Regions from separate parts of the Homo sapiens genome. Here region 2 is linked to region 1. A link is a loop called in an ENCODE intact Hi-C map of the cell type or tissue named here. Cell type or tissue: mammary epithelial cell. All regions are shown on one strand. Each heading gives the region's core, and the rest is flanking DNA. Links, peaks and the distances in the headings are about the cores only.

Evidence for each region. Hi-C counts contacts between places; a loop is a spot of excess contacts. Peaks named below come from ENCODE experiments on the same cell type or tissue, not always from the same donor. Only the 100,000 strongest peaks of a DNase experiment are listed, where the experiment ranks them.
Region 2: a loop joins it to region 1, with 3.0 times the contacts of the local background. A loop is called at or near these places in 4 of 110 quality-filtered maps.

What each region holds. Positions count from the first base shown.
Region 1 is chr5:172,357,788-172,366,126 of GRCh38, reverse strand. SH3PXD2B (SH3 and PX domains 2B) reads left to right here. Exons shown (of 13, transcript NM_001017995.3): 7 at 3,258-3,392; 8 at 7,250-7,354. Among named protein-coding and RNA genes, the nearest start is that of UBTD2, 78 kb to the right of the region's middle. RefSeq lists enhancers at 4,298-4,527, 3,514-4,713. In mammary epithelial cell, for the core only: no CTCF peak of the experiment used is centred there; a DNase peak (open chromatin) is centred at 4,386; H3K27ac peaks cover 1,722 bases.
Region 2 is chr5:172,299,397-172,307,735 of GRCh38, reverse strand. No RefSeq gene overlaps it. Among named protein-coding and RNA genes, the nearest start is that of UBTD2, 20 kb to the right of the region's middle. In mammary epithelial cell, for the core only: no CTCF peak of the experiment used is centred there; DNase peaks (open chromatin) are centred at 3,585, 4,005 and 7,495; H3K27ac peaks cover 600 bases.

The sequences.
Region 1 (8,339 bases), core at 14-8,013:
ACGACTGCCTGCCTGGAAGACGTGGGCATGTCTCTTTGAGCATTAACCTGGGCAGCAGGTGCAGGCACCAACCTGGCTGTGAAGTGGGTGCTTTTTCTCTTTCCTTTCCAGTTCTTTCTGTCAAGCTGAGGCACAGGGAAACACACTTACCTGGTCCAGCTCACCTGAGGGCCCAGACAGAAGGGAAACTGCAATCCTGGGGTTTTGAGCCCTCGGGCAGGCTGTATCCTGGGGTAGATGCTGGATTGGATTCAGAGAAGAGTGAGTCTAGTGACCAGGACACAGGTAGTCAAGAATCTTCAAAAGCCAGCATCCTACATTCATTCATTCACTGGACAGCACCTTCAAAGAGCTAGTAAGTGCCAGGTGGTTCAGAGGCAGTCAAGGCCACTGCCCTCAAGAAGCTCATTGTTAATGGGGCCAGCAGGAAGGGGACGTGAAGCAGCCCACTCTCAGGCCACTGCTCACGTGGCTGGGCTGGCTTGGGGGAACTGTCATCTTGAGTCTAGAAAAAGTCGGCCCTGCCACCTGACCTCGGGGGAAGTGGAGGATGAGGAGAGGGCTGGAAATAGCAGACAAGCCTTGAGACACCCAGAGATGTCAGACTGAGCCTGACCAGGCCCTCGGGGAAGGAGAGCCCGCAGGCCTCAGACCACCCTTCTTCCTCCGTCATCTTATCTTTTCTCACTGTCGTGCCCCAACACCCAGAAGAGCCTGGAGTCAAGTGGACAGAGTCCAGCTTTGTCCATAGCCAGCTGTGTGATCCAGAGAAAGTCACTTAACATCTCTGAGCCTCTGTGTTCCTGCCCACAAAATGGGGGTGGCAGTACCCAGCTTGCAGGGCAGCTGTGTTGGGATGGTTTCTGTGCTGTCTGTAGGCTGTGATAGACCCTCATTGAGGCTGCTTCCTGCCCGATCTTCTGAACCATCAGCCTGCATCTTCTGTTTCTTTCCTGCTCTCTCTTCCTCTGTTCTCCTCATGCTTTCTCTATGCAGAGTGCAAGCAGCAGGGTTGTCCCCAGCCCAAAGGCCCTCCCATTTCCCTGTTACCCTCAGGCAGGGAGGGGGAGTGGCCAGAGCATGGGCACAGAGCCAAGAAGCAGTACCCTTCACCCAGCTACAATGCCCTATTCTGCTTTTTCACATCAAAAATCCAGACCTCATGGTTCTAACAAGGGGCTTCTGTGCTGCTTCTGGTTGCAGAGGCTGGAGTGCAGTGGTGTGCTCGTGGATGCTTAACTACCAGCTCTCCAGTGGAGAAGCCCTGCTTTGTAGCATTTGCCAATTTCTGTGGTGTAAATACTCCCACCATGGCCAATTTCGAGCTACCAACAAGACACCACCCAACAGAGTGGGGAGAGATGCACAAAGTCAGCTCTGTGCGCTGGCTGTCCCACACTGCTCCACAATTGGGTGGTTTTGGTTTTGTTTGGTTTTTTTGGTTTTTTTGGGCGGGGAGCGGAGGACGGAGTTTTGTTCTGTCACCCAGGCTGGAGTGCAGTGGTGCGATCTCAGGTCACTGCAACCTCTGCCTCCCGGGTTCAAGCGATTCTCATGGCTCAGCCTCCTGAGTAGCTGGGACTACAGGCGCGTGCCAGCATGCCCAGCTCCTTTTTGTATTTTTAGTAGAGACGGGGTTTCGCTATGTTGGCCAGGCTGGTCTTGAACTCCTGACCTCAGGTGATCCACCCTCCTTGGCTTCCCAAAGCGCTGGGATTACAGACATGAGCCACCACGCCTGGCCAATTGGGTGTATTTTGACACAAAAATGTGGGGTTTCCTGGATATTTTAATGATTTATAGGAACAATAGGAAAGACTATTTTGAATCAGGACTTTTAGAATACCAGGGCCCTCCTGTGACCGCAAATGTCTGGCTGCCCTTCCCCCACATTTAGCCTGCTGCTCTAAAAGTCACCCAGCTGCCCGCTTCTCTCTGGGGTCTCTGAACTCAGATGTCCTTGCTATTTAAATCACCTGTATTCTGCATTATCTTTTCATTTATTTGTCAGATATGTCTTAGCGCTTAACCAGGGCCACACGACTCCCAGGAAGCTGTCCACCCTGAATCCCATGGCACAGCCTCCCTGGAGCACCTCTCTACTTCGTTCCCTCCTACTGCCACTGCCCTGGTTCAGGCCACCTTCGCCTCTTCCTTGACATCTTCATGTCTACCAGCTAGTCTCCTGCTTTCTTTCTTGCCAACCTCTGATCCATTCTCCACATGGCAGCCAGAATTATCTTTTTAAAGATGTAACTCTTGTCATTCCTTTCTCAAAGCCCTTAATTGACTTTCTACTTCAAGGTTAAAAGCAACCCAACTTCTTTACTTAGCCCCAAAGGCCCTGCCTGATCTGACCCATGCTTGCCTCGGGGACCTCACTCAGAACCACTCTTTCCATGCACTTCCTCACCTAGCCTCCTTCCAGTCCCGAAGACCCCAAGTCCTTTCCCATCTCAGAGTGTGCCTACGCTGCTCTTCCCCCATTCTCTTCATGACCCCTCCTCCTCTCTCGGGTCCCTGCGTTATGTCACCTCCTTAGGGAGGTCTTGCCAGCCACCCCGTTAAATGTAGCATTGTCTTTCCCCTTCATTCTCTGTCCCAGCATCCTGGTTGTTTCCATCAATTTTTCATAAACTAACGCTTACATAATTCTATATCTTATTAATTATATATACTTATGTACATGTCTCTCTCTGTGACTAGATTGAGTTACTTGAGGCTGGGAGTCACAGCTGTTTTATTCACCGTTGTACTCTTTAGAGTATCTGGAACATCACTGGTGATTTCATAGATTAATAGGCGAGTGATTTTGGATGGGTGATGAGATGGTTGATGGATGATGGTGTTTAATTTGATATATCATGAGTGGATAGATGGTTGAATGGACGGCAGATAGATGAATGTTTGGATGGATGGATAATGGAGGATGGATGGATGGATGGATGGACAGATGGATGGAGGGATGGCTAAGTATGAATGAATGAGCTTTCCCTCTAGGCTGTCAACATCTTCAGAGCAGGTACCATATCTTAATCAACTCTGAACCCCCAGTGCCTGCAAATAGCACTTGGTCAATTTTGGTGGTTGAGTAAGCACATGAATAGAACAATGAATGGATGAAGTCACCCTTGAGATGAGTCCTGTAACTGCTGCTTTTTTATTTGGAACGTCCTCTTGACCCGCCCTACTGCTCTGACTCCTGCTCTTTCATGCATGAGTGGTGGCCAGATGTCATGTCTGTTTCCTATCCACAGGGGGTGACCAAACCTCAGTGGACCCCATGGTCCTGGAGCAGTATGTGGTGGTAGCCAACTACCAGAAGCAGGAGAGTTCGGAGATCAGCCTCAGCGTGGGGCAGGTGGTGGACATCATCGAGAAGAATGAGTCAGGTGGGGACCTAGACCATCTCCCTCTCCCACTACCCTGCCACCAAGCCCCTGGGACATGAAACATTTGGAAACTCAGAAACTGAAATGGCCAGTCCAGACTGGCCAGTTCCCATAGATCCTGCTGAGGGTCTCCTAGAAAGAGGCCCCTGTTTGATCACTGTGCTTGAATATCCCACCTGGCCACCACTCACCATTATCCTTTTGGCTCAGATGGTACCGATTTGTTCTGACGTTGACATTTTATAAACATTCCTTCTGGTTCTAAAGCACTGGCAGACAAAGTCCAGCATTCACTGGAAATGTGCTCTGTTGATTTGCCTTTGCTTACCCATGGGAGTCTCCGAGAAGGCTCCATTGCTCTGGGCTCTAATGGGACAGGCGCATTCCCTGTCTCCTTAGCCTACCTGCCCATCACAGGGACCACTGGTCATGAACACTGGCTGGGTCTGGGACAGAATGTGGTATGACTGAGACACTTAACCTGGATTTCCATCAGAATTCCACATTTCACAGTGGTTCAGTGCCTTCATTCTCTGACTGTTCGTTTTCTTATCTACAAAATAAAAACTTCTGCTCTTAAGAGTGATTGTAAAGATTAAGTGAGATAAGATACAAAGAGTGCTTAAACTTGTGCTTAGCACACAGTAGATGCTCAAAAAAATGTGGGTTTCCTTCCCGTTTGCCTTCCTTAGCTACAAAGCAGCCATTGCACCCCATTGAAGGCAAAGAGCAGGAAATAAGCAGATCCTCCCTGGGAAAATGCAGTGGAAACGACTGGGTTTGTTGTGGCTAACATGTGACGTTAGCTAATCCTATCATTAGTGGGTCAGTCTCTGTGACAGCCCAATGGCGAGTTGAGGTCCAAAGAAGAGGAGAAAGATGATGTTTCTAACATCATCTGGATGGTGGTGGCATTAGTCACGAGACCAGCGCCAGCCAGCCAAACTTCCTTGGTTACTCAACATAGGAGTTGCCATCCCTGCTTCACAGCTGATGCAACCATGACTCCAAATAACTCAGTCACTCACCCCACATCTCACAACAGCCTGCAGAGCCAGAATTCGAAACCAACTCCAGCAGCCCCTAAGGCCATGTGACTTTCCAGTTCCTGAGAATGAGTGTGTGCAGATTGTATGATGTGGCTAGGACACAACCATGGGGACGTAAAGACAGGAGCACCCACTGCCCTGGGCCCCCAGCTTGCAGGAAGTCAGGAAGCTTGGGTGACTGGGAAGAAGTGTGGGGGCCAGGAAGAGTGTTGGTATGTCCAGAGGGCAGCAAGAAGAAGGGAGAGGGTGAGTGGGTACATCTTCAAGTAGCCAACACACTGATGACATTTATTTTTAATTATATTGTACTTATCCAAGTAATACGTGGATACATTATTCTTAGAAGATTAATGATGAAACTAAAATCTATTTTTTCTACCAGCTTCAACCCTAACCCCCTTTCTGAACCCTAGATAGCCCTTCTATCCATTAGGTATGAATCTTTCTTGAAAATGTTATATACACATGTGTGTATGTGTGCGTGTGTGTACGTGTGAACATATACACTCACACATACACAGGTACTCATTCATACATATATACTTGTACATATACAAACACATCATATTTTGTATGTATATATATGTATTTTTGTGGGTTTTTTAAAAACCCAATGGTGTCATTGTATACATTTTGATCTGCAACTTTTTTTAGTTACTATCTAGCTCCTCTGATACTTTTTCACATCTGCGTAGTATTCAGTGCCCGAGTGAGCCATGTTCATATATTCATATTCGTACTCCAGTGTGAACATGTCTGTGTGCACGTCAGTGTTTCTTTAGGTTAGATTCCAACAAGTGAAACAGCTGGACCCTAAGATACACATATCTTTTTTTACTTATTTAGTTTTTTTGGAGACGGAGACTCACTCTGTTGCCCCGGCTGGCATGCAGTGGCACGATCTTGGCTCACTGCAGCCTCCACCTCCCGGGTTCAAGTGATTCTCCTGTCTCAGCCTCCCAAGCAGCTGGGACTACAGGCACATGCCACCATGCCTGGTCAAGTTTTGTATTTTTAGTAGAGACAGGGTTTCACCATATTGGTCAGGCTGGTCTCGAACTACTGACCTCAGGTGATCCACTCGCCTCAGCCTCCCAAACTGCTGGGATTGCAGGCGTGAGCCACTGTACCTAGCCAGGACACACATATTTTAAATTTTAAGATACCACCAACTTGTCTGCTTCCAAAACAGTGGCTGTTTTGATTTATCCTCCCTCCAGCAGTGTGTGAGGCATTAGTGAAAATGGTTAAGAGCTCAGAGACCGCCTTGGTTTGAATCCTGGCACTGCTGCTTTCTATCTTTGTGACTTTGAGAGAGTTGCTGAGCCTCGGCTTCCCCATCTGTAAAATGGCAGCAATAATAATACACACCTCATAAGGCTGTGGTGAGGATCTAGCAAGCTAGGAGTGGACGTGCAGCACTTGGGACAGTATCTGACACATCACTGTTGCCATTGCTATCATTGTGTTATGACAGTTTCCTTATCTTCATACAAATATTTACAAATACAAATATTTAGAAAATCGTAGACCCACCATGCATGAGCCACCACGCCCGGCCGACAGCACATATTTATTATCTAATAGTCTGTGGGTCAGAAGTTCAGCATGGTCTCACTGGCCTAAAATCAAGGGATCGACAGGGCCCCATTGCTTTCTTTAGGTTCCGAATAGGATCTGTTTCCTTGCCTTTTCCAGATCCTGGAAGCCGCCTTGGCTCATGGCCCTTTCTTCCTTCTTCAGCGCCAGCAATGTTGCACCTCTCTGTGTCTTTCCTCAACAGCCACATCTCCCCATGACTTCTGCCTCCTTCTTGCATATTAAGGACCCCTGGGATTACATTAGGCCCACCCAGAGAATCTGGGATAAACTCCCTATTTTAAGGTCAGCAGATTAGCAACCTTAATTCCCTAGTGCCACGTAACTTCATATATTTACAGGTTTGAGGGATTCGAACACAGACATCTTTGTGGGGAGGGGGTCATTATTCTCCCTCCCACAGGCCCCATGCAGGCCTTTCTCATTGGGGAATGTCTGAGCCGGGGTGAGAGGCCTCTGAAGCAGATGCTAAATCTGCATCTAGGCCTTTACAGTCAAACAGCCCCGTGCACACGTCACAGCTCTACCGCAGCCACGTGAACTTGGACAAGTCGGTTTGCCTCTTTGAGCCTCAGTTTCCTCATGTGTGCAGTTGGGATGATAATGTGAAGATTGTATTTAATGCAAGTGAAATGATGGGTGCATCACACATCTTAGTGAAGGTGAACGTTCTTTATACTTTTTTTTTTTTTTTTTTTTGAGATGGGGGTCTCACTCTGTCGCCCGGGCTGGAGTGCAGTGGCACAATCATAGCTCACTGCAGCCTTGACCTCCTGGGCTCAGGTGATCCTCCCAACTCAGCCTCCCGAGTAGCTGGGACTACAAGCATGCACCACCATGCCTGGCTAATTTTTAAATTTTTCGTACAGACAGGGTTTTGTCATGTTGTCCAAGCTGGTCTTGAACTCCTGAACTCAAGCAATCCATCCAAAGTGCTGGGATTACAGGCATGAGCCACCGTGCCCTGCCTCTTTATTGTTGTCATTTAGGATGACTTTACTCTTCCCTGTCCCAGGCTCAGGAGCAAGTTTCTGGACCTGCTTTTAGCAGTTAGCAGGTAACATTGGTAGTTGTGTTCTACCAATAAAATGGTAACTTTAGCCTTACCCTGTGCATTCACTGGTACAGTGGCTGAATAGATTATTATGTTCTGACCCCCGGCCTCATGCTTGATGCAACTAACATCATTCTGCACTCTTGCTTCCCCAGGTTGGTGGTTCGTCAGCACTGCCGAGGAGCAAGGCTGGGTCCCTGCAACGTGCCTCGAAGGCCAGGATGGGGTGCAGGATGAGTTTTCTCTGCAGCCTGAAGAAGGTAGGGAGGAGCTCGAGCCTCTGCTCACTGGGGAGGACCTGTGCAGTCATCGCCTATACTGGGTTGCCTTTTCATCCAATCTCTTCTTTTGGCCTCTGCCTCTGCGTCTCAGCAGCTCACTGGCTGAGGCTCCATGGCCTGTGAACCAGAAACCAGGCCATGGTATTAGAGCTGAGGGGCAAGCCCGCCCTCTCTTAGGGGCCTTTGGTAGCAACCTATGTGAGCCTGGCCAGAGCTCGAGCCCTAACCCTTTCATGGGACCCCAGGAGGGCCCCAGCCTGATCGCCAAAAACAGTTCACTATTCCTCCCTCGAATTATTCTGGCGGCCAAGGTGCTGGAACTGCTTCAGCTCATTTGCAAGACATTTGACCCCATCTGTTTAAAAACCTCTGCCTTCTCTGTGGGTTTAAGTGGTCCTGACCAGGGGTCCCCCTCCACTCACCCACAGACACACTTCCGTTGTTTCCCAGAGAACCTTCCCTATGCATGTCCTGAATGGTGACTCCTGCCATGCCAGAAATGCTAAGTCCCAGCCAACTCCCTTTCCCCGCTAGAAACATTCCTAAAACTAGGGCAGTTAGTGAGTTCACTTCACTCATCAGCAGGGGCTTAGGAATCAGACACACCTGAATTTTAATCTCAGCTGTACCACTTCCTGGTTGAGTGGCCTTGGGCCAGTAATTTAACCTCTCTAAGCCTCAGCCTCTCATCTAAAAATGGAAACAATGATATCTATATCATAGGACTTTTGAAAAAATTAAATGAGATCCACATGCAAAGAACCTAGAACAATAAATGACCAGTAACAGTTATTATTGTATCAGCAATACCTGACCTAGAGTTGAGTTTGTTTGGCTTTTAGTTGACTGTTAAGAGAAAGCATGGAGCCACATAAAGCATATCTTTATTAGAAAAGAGGATGAGGAGAAGGGGGAAATTTCTGTGCCCAAAGGTTAGCAAAGCATTGACATATGGTTTTTGCAT
Region 2 (8,339 bases), core at 184-8,183, 59 kb after region 1:
CTTTTCCCCTCCCCCGGACAGCACTAATCTACTTTCTTGTTTTCTTGTTTTTTTTGGTTGTTGTTGTTTGTTTGTTTGTTTGTTTGAGATGGAGTTTCACTTTGTTGCCCAGGCTAGAGTTCAATGGCACCATCTCAGCTCACTGCAACCCCTGCCTCCCCCCAGGCCCAAGGATTCTCCTGACTCAGACTCCCAAGTAGCTGGGATTACAGGCATATGCCACCATACCTGGCTAATGTTTGAATTTTTAGTAGACACAGGGTTTCACCATGCTGATCAGGCTGGTCTAAAACTCTTGACCTCAAGGGATCCACCTACCTCAGCCTCCCAAAGTGCTGGGATTATAGGTGTTAGCCACCGCACCCAGCCCTACTTTCTGTCTGCATAGATTTGCCAATTATGGACATTTCATATAAATGCAATCAGACACTAAGTGGCCTTTTTCAACTGACTTCTATCACTTAGCATAATGTTTTCAAGGTTTTCTCCTAAAATTTTTATAGTTTTAGCTCTTATATTTAGGTCTTTGATTCATTTTGAGTTAATTTTGTTACAGGATGTGAAGCAAGAGTCCAATTTCATTCTTTTTCATGTGGATATCCAGTTGTCCTAGTACTATTTGTTGAAAGACTATTTTTTTCCCATTGAATTGCCTTGGCACCTTTGTGGGAAATCAATTGATAAATAAAAGCATTTACTTACGACATTCAATACTCAGTGTAGTTTTAATTTTTATTTCTTTTATTATGAGTTGTTGAACATATTTATGTATGTTTAAGGGCCATTGGATAACTTTTGTGTGTGTGAGTTGTCTAGTCATGCCTTTTGTCAAATTTTCCACAGGATGTTTTTTGATCTTTTTTTCTTCATATATTTTGACTTTTTAAAACTGTGATGCAAACTGCAAATATTTTCTCCTTGTTGGTTATTCATCTTTTGACTTTGCTTGGGTGTTTTTGTCATGCAAAACGTTTTATTTTTATACAGTTAAATGAATCTATTTTTCTTGTATTGTATCTGGATTTTGAGACGCAATTTAAAAGACTTTCCCTGCATCTAAGTTATAGAATTTACCCATATTTTCATCTAGTTCTTGTCTAGACATACAGTTTCATATTTTATGTTTAAAACTCTGATCTATTTTGAGTTTATTCTTGTGTGTGGGATTAGGAATGAATCTAATTTTATTATCTTTTCCAAATGGTTTTTCAGTTGCCCCAATACTACTTATTAAAAATTCCAGGCCAGGAGCAGTGGCTCACGCCTGTAATCCCAGCACTTTGGGAAGCCAAAACGGGTGGATCACCTGAGGTCAGGAGTTCGACACCAGCCTAACCAATATGATGAAACCCTGTCTCTACTAAAAATACAAAAATTAGCCGAGTGTGGTGGCAGGCGCCTGTAATTCCAGCTACTTAGGAGACTGAGAGAGGAGAATCACTTGACCCTGGGAGGCAGAGGTTGCAGTGAGCCAAGATGGTGCCATTGCACTCCAACCTGGGCAACAAGAGTGAAACTCCATCTCCAAAAAAAAAAAAAAAATCCATATTTTCCACCTGAAGTTAATATCAACTTGTCCATATCATTAAAACAAAATTTTTTGGTATTTTTATGGGGCCCAGTTTAATATCATAAATGAATTTGGGGAGTAAGTTGAATCACTCTATCAAAGAGCAAGGAACGTTTTACCATTCATTCTAGTCTGCTTTTTTTTTTCCCAAGAGGCTAGACTCAAAACCCTGGGCTCAAGCAATCCTCCCACCTCAGCCTCCCAAGTAGCTGGGACTAGAGGCATGCACCAGCTTCAAGTCTACTTCTTATGTTTCAAAGTTTTCCCATACACATGTTGTGCATTTCTTGTTAACATTATTCCTAAATGTTTTATCTTCCTTGTCATCATTGTAAATGATTTTTCCTGCAAGATTATGCTCTAATTATTGTTTGGATGAAAGCTATTAAATTTTATATATTAATTTTATATACTATACCTGCAGAATGCTATTACTGTTTGAACATTATCAACGAATCTCTGGGATTCACCAGGTATGCTATCATACCTTTGGCATACAGAGATACTTACTATATATTTTTTCCAATTCTTATGCCTAACTTGACTTTTCTTGTCTAATTGCATTGGCTTATACCTCCAGGACAATGTTAAATAGTAGTGAAACTAATGAGTTTCCTTGTCTTACTCCTGATCTTTAGTGTTTTCCCTTAAGTAAGATACTGGCTTTAGGACTAACGTATATATGTTTTTAGTGTGTTTTTCAAGAGTTTTTTGTTGTTTGGTTTTTGTTTGTTACTTTTTCACAATGGATGCTTGGTTTTGTCAAAGCTTTTTTTGTTTGTTTGTTTTTTGTTTGTTTGTTTTGAGACAGATTCTCAAAACATTTTCTTCTTTTTTTTTTTTTTTTTTGAGATGGAGTTTTGATCTTGTCACCCAGGCTGTCGTGCAGTGGCTCGATCTTGGCTCACTGCAACCTCTGCCTCCCAGGCTCAAGCACTTCTCCTGCCTCAGTCTCCCAAGTAGCTAGGATTACAGGCTCATGCCACCATGCCTGGCTAATTTTTGTAATTTTAGCAGAGATGGGATTTCACCATGTTGGCCAGGCTGGTCTTGAACTCCTAGCCTCAAGTGATCTGCTAGCCTCAGCCTCCCAAAGTGCTGGGATTACAGGTGTGAGCCAACGCACCTGGCCAGTTTTGTCAAAGCTTTTTAAGTACATATGGGAATGATCATATGATTTTTCTTCTTAGATCTACAAATATGTTTAATTATATTAAAAGATTTTGCTGCTGGGCATGGTGGCTCATGCCTGTAATCCCAGCACTTTGGGAGGCTGAGGCGGGCAGATCACCTGAGGTCAGGAGTTCAAGACCAGCATGACCAACATGGAGAAACCCCATCTCTACTAAAAATACAAAATTAGCCAGGGTGGTGGCTCATACTGAGGAAGGAGAATCACTTGAACCCAGAAAGCGGAGGTTGCGGTGAGCTGAGATTGTGCCATTGCACTCCAGCCTGGGCAACAACAGCAAAACTCTGGGAAAAAAAAAAAAAAAAGATTTTGCAATATTGGACTCATCTCACATTTTCATTATTAACTCCACTTGGTCATGGTTTATCATTTTCTTAATGTGGTATTTGAATCTGTTTGCTAACATTTTATTTAACATTATTTATTTTTATTCTCAAAGGAGGTGATATTTAGCTTTTTTTTTTTTTTTTTTTTTTTTTGAGACAGAGTTTTTCTCTTGTTGCCCAGGCTGGAATGCAATGGCACAACCTCAGCTCACTGCAAACTCTGCCTTCCGGGTTCAAGGGATTCTCCTCCCTCAGCCTCCCAAGTAGCTGGGATTACAGGCATGCCCTGCCATGTCTGGCTAATTTTGTATTTTTAGTAGAGGTGGAGTTTCACCATGTTGGTCAGGCTGGCCTCAAATTCCTGACCTCAGGTGATCCACCCACCTCGGCCTCCCAACGTATTGGGATTACAGGCATGAGCCACTGCACCCAGCCAATATTTAGCATTTTAAAAAATGATACTGTGTCTGCTCTCTTTATCAGCTTAGGATATCAATGTCAACCTGCTTCATAGAATTTAGAAATTTCCCTTCATTTGGTCAAGGATACAAAAAAAAATCACCTTCATTTTCTCTTCTCTGGAATAATTTATGTAGTAATAGCCCTATTTATTTGTTAACCATTTTTATAAAATCCTCTTGTGAAACCATCTGAGCTTGGTGCTGATGTGAGTTAGTTCCTTGATAGCATGCCATATTTATTCCTTGAAATTGATTTAACTTTTCAGTGAGGTCGATTTTGTTCAACTATATTTTACTGAGATATTATCCATTTCATTAGGTTTTCAAATTTCTTTGCATAGAGGTGTGTGGTATGGTCTGAATATTTGTGTCCCTCCCCAAATTCTTATGTTGAAATTCTAACCCCTGAGGTGATGGTATTAAGAAGTGGAGCTTGGGAAATGATTAAGTCATGAGGGTGGAGCCCCATGAATGTTATGTCATCCTAAATAACAAACAGAGAGGGAGACTCTCTAAATCATATTTGGAAATGGGTGTTGCAATGGGAATATACCCACAATAGTAAACTACATGCATATTGAGGGAGGTAAAGGAAGACAAAAGTTTTTAAAGAAAAAATGAGAGGGATTACATAATTCTTTTGAGATAATTATCTTTGGCTAAAAGGATCAATAACAAGGGTGGCGTCAGTCCAAGTTTGGACAGGCAGTTGCTGGGCAGATGTCCTCGCAGAAGAATTATTTTGTGTAAGGTTGTGCCTTTGTGCACGGTCATGGGTTTTGCAGTCTTTTGTGATAGCTTTTGTTGTCAGGCCTTCATGGCCTTCCCGGCTCTGCATTTCGGGATTTTTTTTTTTTTTTAACACAAGTGACTCATTTTGATTCTGACAATATTCACAGGGATTAGTGCCCTTAGAAAGTCAGCTCAAAGGAGCTCTGTCACCTCTTCCACCATGTGAGGGCACAGGTAGAAGCCACCATCTATGAATCAGAAAACAGGTCTTTCACCAGATACCAAATCTGCTTGCCTTGATCTTAGGCTCCCAGCCTTCAGAACTGTGTGAAATAAATTCTGTTGTTTGTAAGCTACCCAGTTTACGGTATTTTGTTATAGCAGCCTAAATGGGCTAAGAGGTATGTGTGCACAGGAGTCTTTTATGACTGTCTGGCTTCCTCTGTAGTAATAGTCTCTTTCCCTTGCCATTTCTTATTCTGCATATTTGTGCTTACTCCTCCCCACGTATTTTTTAATTAAATTAGATCATGGCTTGACTATTTTCTGACTTTATTCAAAGAATCCGTATTTTGTTTTATTTTGATCTGCTGTTTTTCAGTTCTTGGCTTTATTGCTTTTTAGTTTTGTCTTTATTCTTTTCTTCCTTGTGTTTTCTTTTGTTTTTTATAACTTGAATTGGAAATGTAATTAATTTAAACCCAACTCATTGTTTAATTTTTATTGACATGGGTGTTTTATACATCTGTTAAACTAAATTTGGCCTAAGGATGCCTCCATACTTGAGTCCTTATGGAACAAACTGCAACCTAACTTAGTACATAAATTAACTAAAAGCCTAACTTAGGAGTATACTTTTGGAGCTAATATCTGAGTCTCAGCCAATCATAGCAGCCCAGCTTCAGTCAGTCGCAGCCCCCAGCTGAGGAGACCATGTTCAAATAAGGCAAATGCCCAGCTGTAATCAATAGAGCTGTCTCTGTACCTCCATTTTCTGTCCATAAACGCTGCCTGACCATATTGCAGGCTAGAGCTCTCTGAACCTGTTTTGGTTTTGAGGATTGCCTCATTTGTGAATTGTTTTTTGCTCAAATAAACTCTGCTAAATTTACTTTGAAGTTTTTCTTTTAACAGATTGGCATCGGAAGTGGGATCCAAAGTAAACCTCCATTGGCAGAGTGTGATGGCTCACATCTGTGATCCCAGCTCTTTGGGAGGCTGAGGCAGGCTGATCCCTTGAGGGCAGAAGTTTGAGATCAGCCTGGCAAACGTGGCGAAACCCCAGCTCTACTAAAAATGCAAAAATTAGCGGGTGTAGTGGTGCACGCTTGTAATCCCAGCTGTGTGGGAGGCTGAGGCATGGGAATCACTTGAACCCAGGAGGCGGAGGTTGCAGTGAGCCGAGATCACACCACTGCACTCCAGCCTGGGCCACAGAGCAAGACTCTGTCTCAAAAAAAATAAAATAAAATTGGAGTTCCCACAACCCCTCTCCTCAGGTTTGATAATTTGCTGGAACAGCTCACAGAACTCAGCGATAAGCTTTATTTACATATACCAGTTTACTATAAAATATATTATGTGCGGGTGCTGTGGCTCATGCCTGTAATCCCAGCACTTTGGGAGGCTGAGGCGGCTGGATCACTTAAGGACAGGAGTTTGAGACCAACCTGGCCAAAATGACAAAACCCCATCTCTACTAAAAATATGAGAATTAAGCAGGGCATGGTGGCATGCACTGTAATCCCAGCTACTTGGGAGGCTGAGGCATGAAAATCACTTGAACCTGAACCCAGGAGGCAGAGGTTCCTAGAGATCGCACCACTACACTCTAACCTGGGCGACAGAATGAGACTATGTCTCAAAAAAAAAAAAAAAAAAAAAAAAAGAGGCCAGGCGCGGTGGCTCACACCTGTAATCCCAGCGTTTTGCGAGTCTGAGGAGGGCAGATCACTTCAGGTCAGGAATTTGAGACCAGCCTGAGAGTGTGATGTTCCCCTTCCTGTGTCCATGTGTTCTCATTGTTCAATTCCCATCTATGAGTGAGAACATGCGGTGTTTGGTTTTTTGTCCCTGCGATAGTTTACTGAGAATGATGATTTCCAATTTCATCCATGTCCCTACAAAGGACATGAACTCATCATTTTTTTATGGCTGCATAGTATTCCATGGTGTTTATGTGCCACATTTTCTTAATCCAGTCTATCATTGTTGGACATTTGGGTTGGTTCCAAGTCTTTGCTACTGTGAATAGTGCCACAATAAACATACGTGTGCATGTGTCTTTATAGCAGCATGATTTATAGTCCTTTGGGTATATACCCAGTAATGGGATGGCTGGGTCAAATAGTATTTCTAGTTCTAGATCCCTGAGGAATCACCACACTGACTTCCACAATGGTTGAACTAGTTTACAGTCCCACCAACAGTGTAAAAGTGTTCCTATTTCTCCATATCCTCTCCAGCACCTGTTGTTTCCTGACTTTTTAATGATTGCCATTCTAACTGGTGTGAGATGGTATCTTATTGTGGTTTTGATTTGCATTTCTCTGATGGCCAGTGATGATGAGCATTTTTTCATGTGTCTTTTGGCTGCATAAAAGAGAGTAATTTTTTCCTGAAGTAGAATGGTTAGTTGTTCCAAATGAGAAGAGAAAAAGTATAGGAGCAAAACCTGAATGGATAAGAAGGTTGTAGGTGTGTGGAAGATGAATCTTGTGATATAAATTTTATGTGTGATGTAGGGAATTATTTAGAATGTTTTTCCTAAAAAACTGAGCATTAATAGCAAAACTAGAATTTGGCCTTCTCTGTTAAAACAACAAGGTTTTCTTAGAGTATTGGCCTCTGATCTTAACAGAAAATTGTTAACAATTTTTCTTTACCTTTTAGGTAATTGGCCTAGGGGAAAAAAAGATTCTGTGTCTTACCAAGAAATTTTCCTGTGCTTCAATTTTTTTTTTTTAAGAGACAGGGTCTCACTCTGTTGCCCAGGGTGGAGTACAGTGGCATATCATAGCTCATTGCAGCCTTGAACTCCTGGGCTCAAGCCATCCCCATGCCTCAGCTTCCCAAGTAGTTAGAACTACAGGTGCTCACTGCCACACCTGGCTACTTTTTTATTTTGTAAAGATGGGTCTCACTATGCTCGCCAGGCTTGTCTTGAACTCCTGGCCTCAACTGATCCTCCCACTTCAGCTTCCCAGGCTGTTGAGATTACAGGCATGAGTCACTGCAACCAGCCTTGTGTTGTCTTTATTGGGTTTTCGGTCACTTAAGAAAACTGAGAGATCAGAAAGTTGACTAAATACAGAAAGTTACATGGTTGTCAAAAAAAACCTTAGCTCCAAGCTAAGTGTATAAATGTTTTATACACTTGAGCTGAGGTTTTTTTTTTTTTTTTTACAGCTATGTAACTTTCTGTATTTGCCTTTGAAGCCTTTTAATTGTCACTTTGGTTAAATGAATGACTATTGTTCACAGTGACCTGTGAACCTATTTTGATCAAATGTTTTAAATCTTTGATATGTTTGACAAACTCCCCCAAAATCAAAATCTAAATGAAGTCTTTTTCTTGACCTTGAATTAACTTTGAATTTTTCCAGGTGGGCCTTTGGAATATCTCAGAATGATACCTTTCCTTATAAAAAGAGAGATATCACATGAATTGAGCCTATTAAATATATTAAATTATATGGGAAGCATTGCCAAATGATAAGTAATAGTAAACCTTCTTTGAATTATATTTGTATGGACGTGTTATTAATGTGTGTTTTAGAAATTATATGATATTTATAGAAATCAAATAGTCCTGGTAGAATGTTATCATTCATAATTTTAGTTATTATTTTAAAATGTTGCATGCAAGAGAAATAATCAAATTTTGTTGTGAATTGTATTAACATTGTAATTAACTTTAATCAGATCTTTAACCATTCACAAATGGTTAATCTTTGTAACTCACAAATGATTGTTTACTCTGGTACTTTCCTGAATTAAAGAAATAAGATTGGTGTTTAAGAGGGTATAAATCCAATGTGAAGCCTGGACCCACGAAG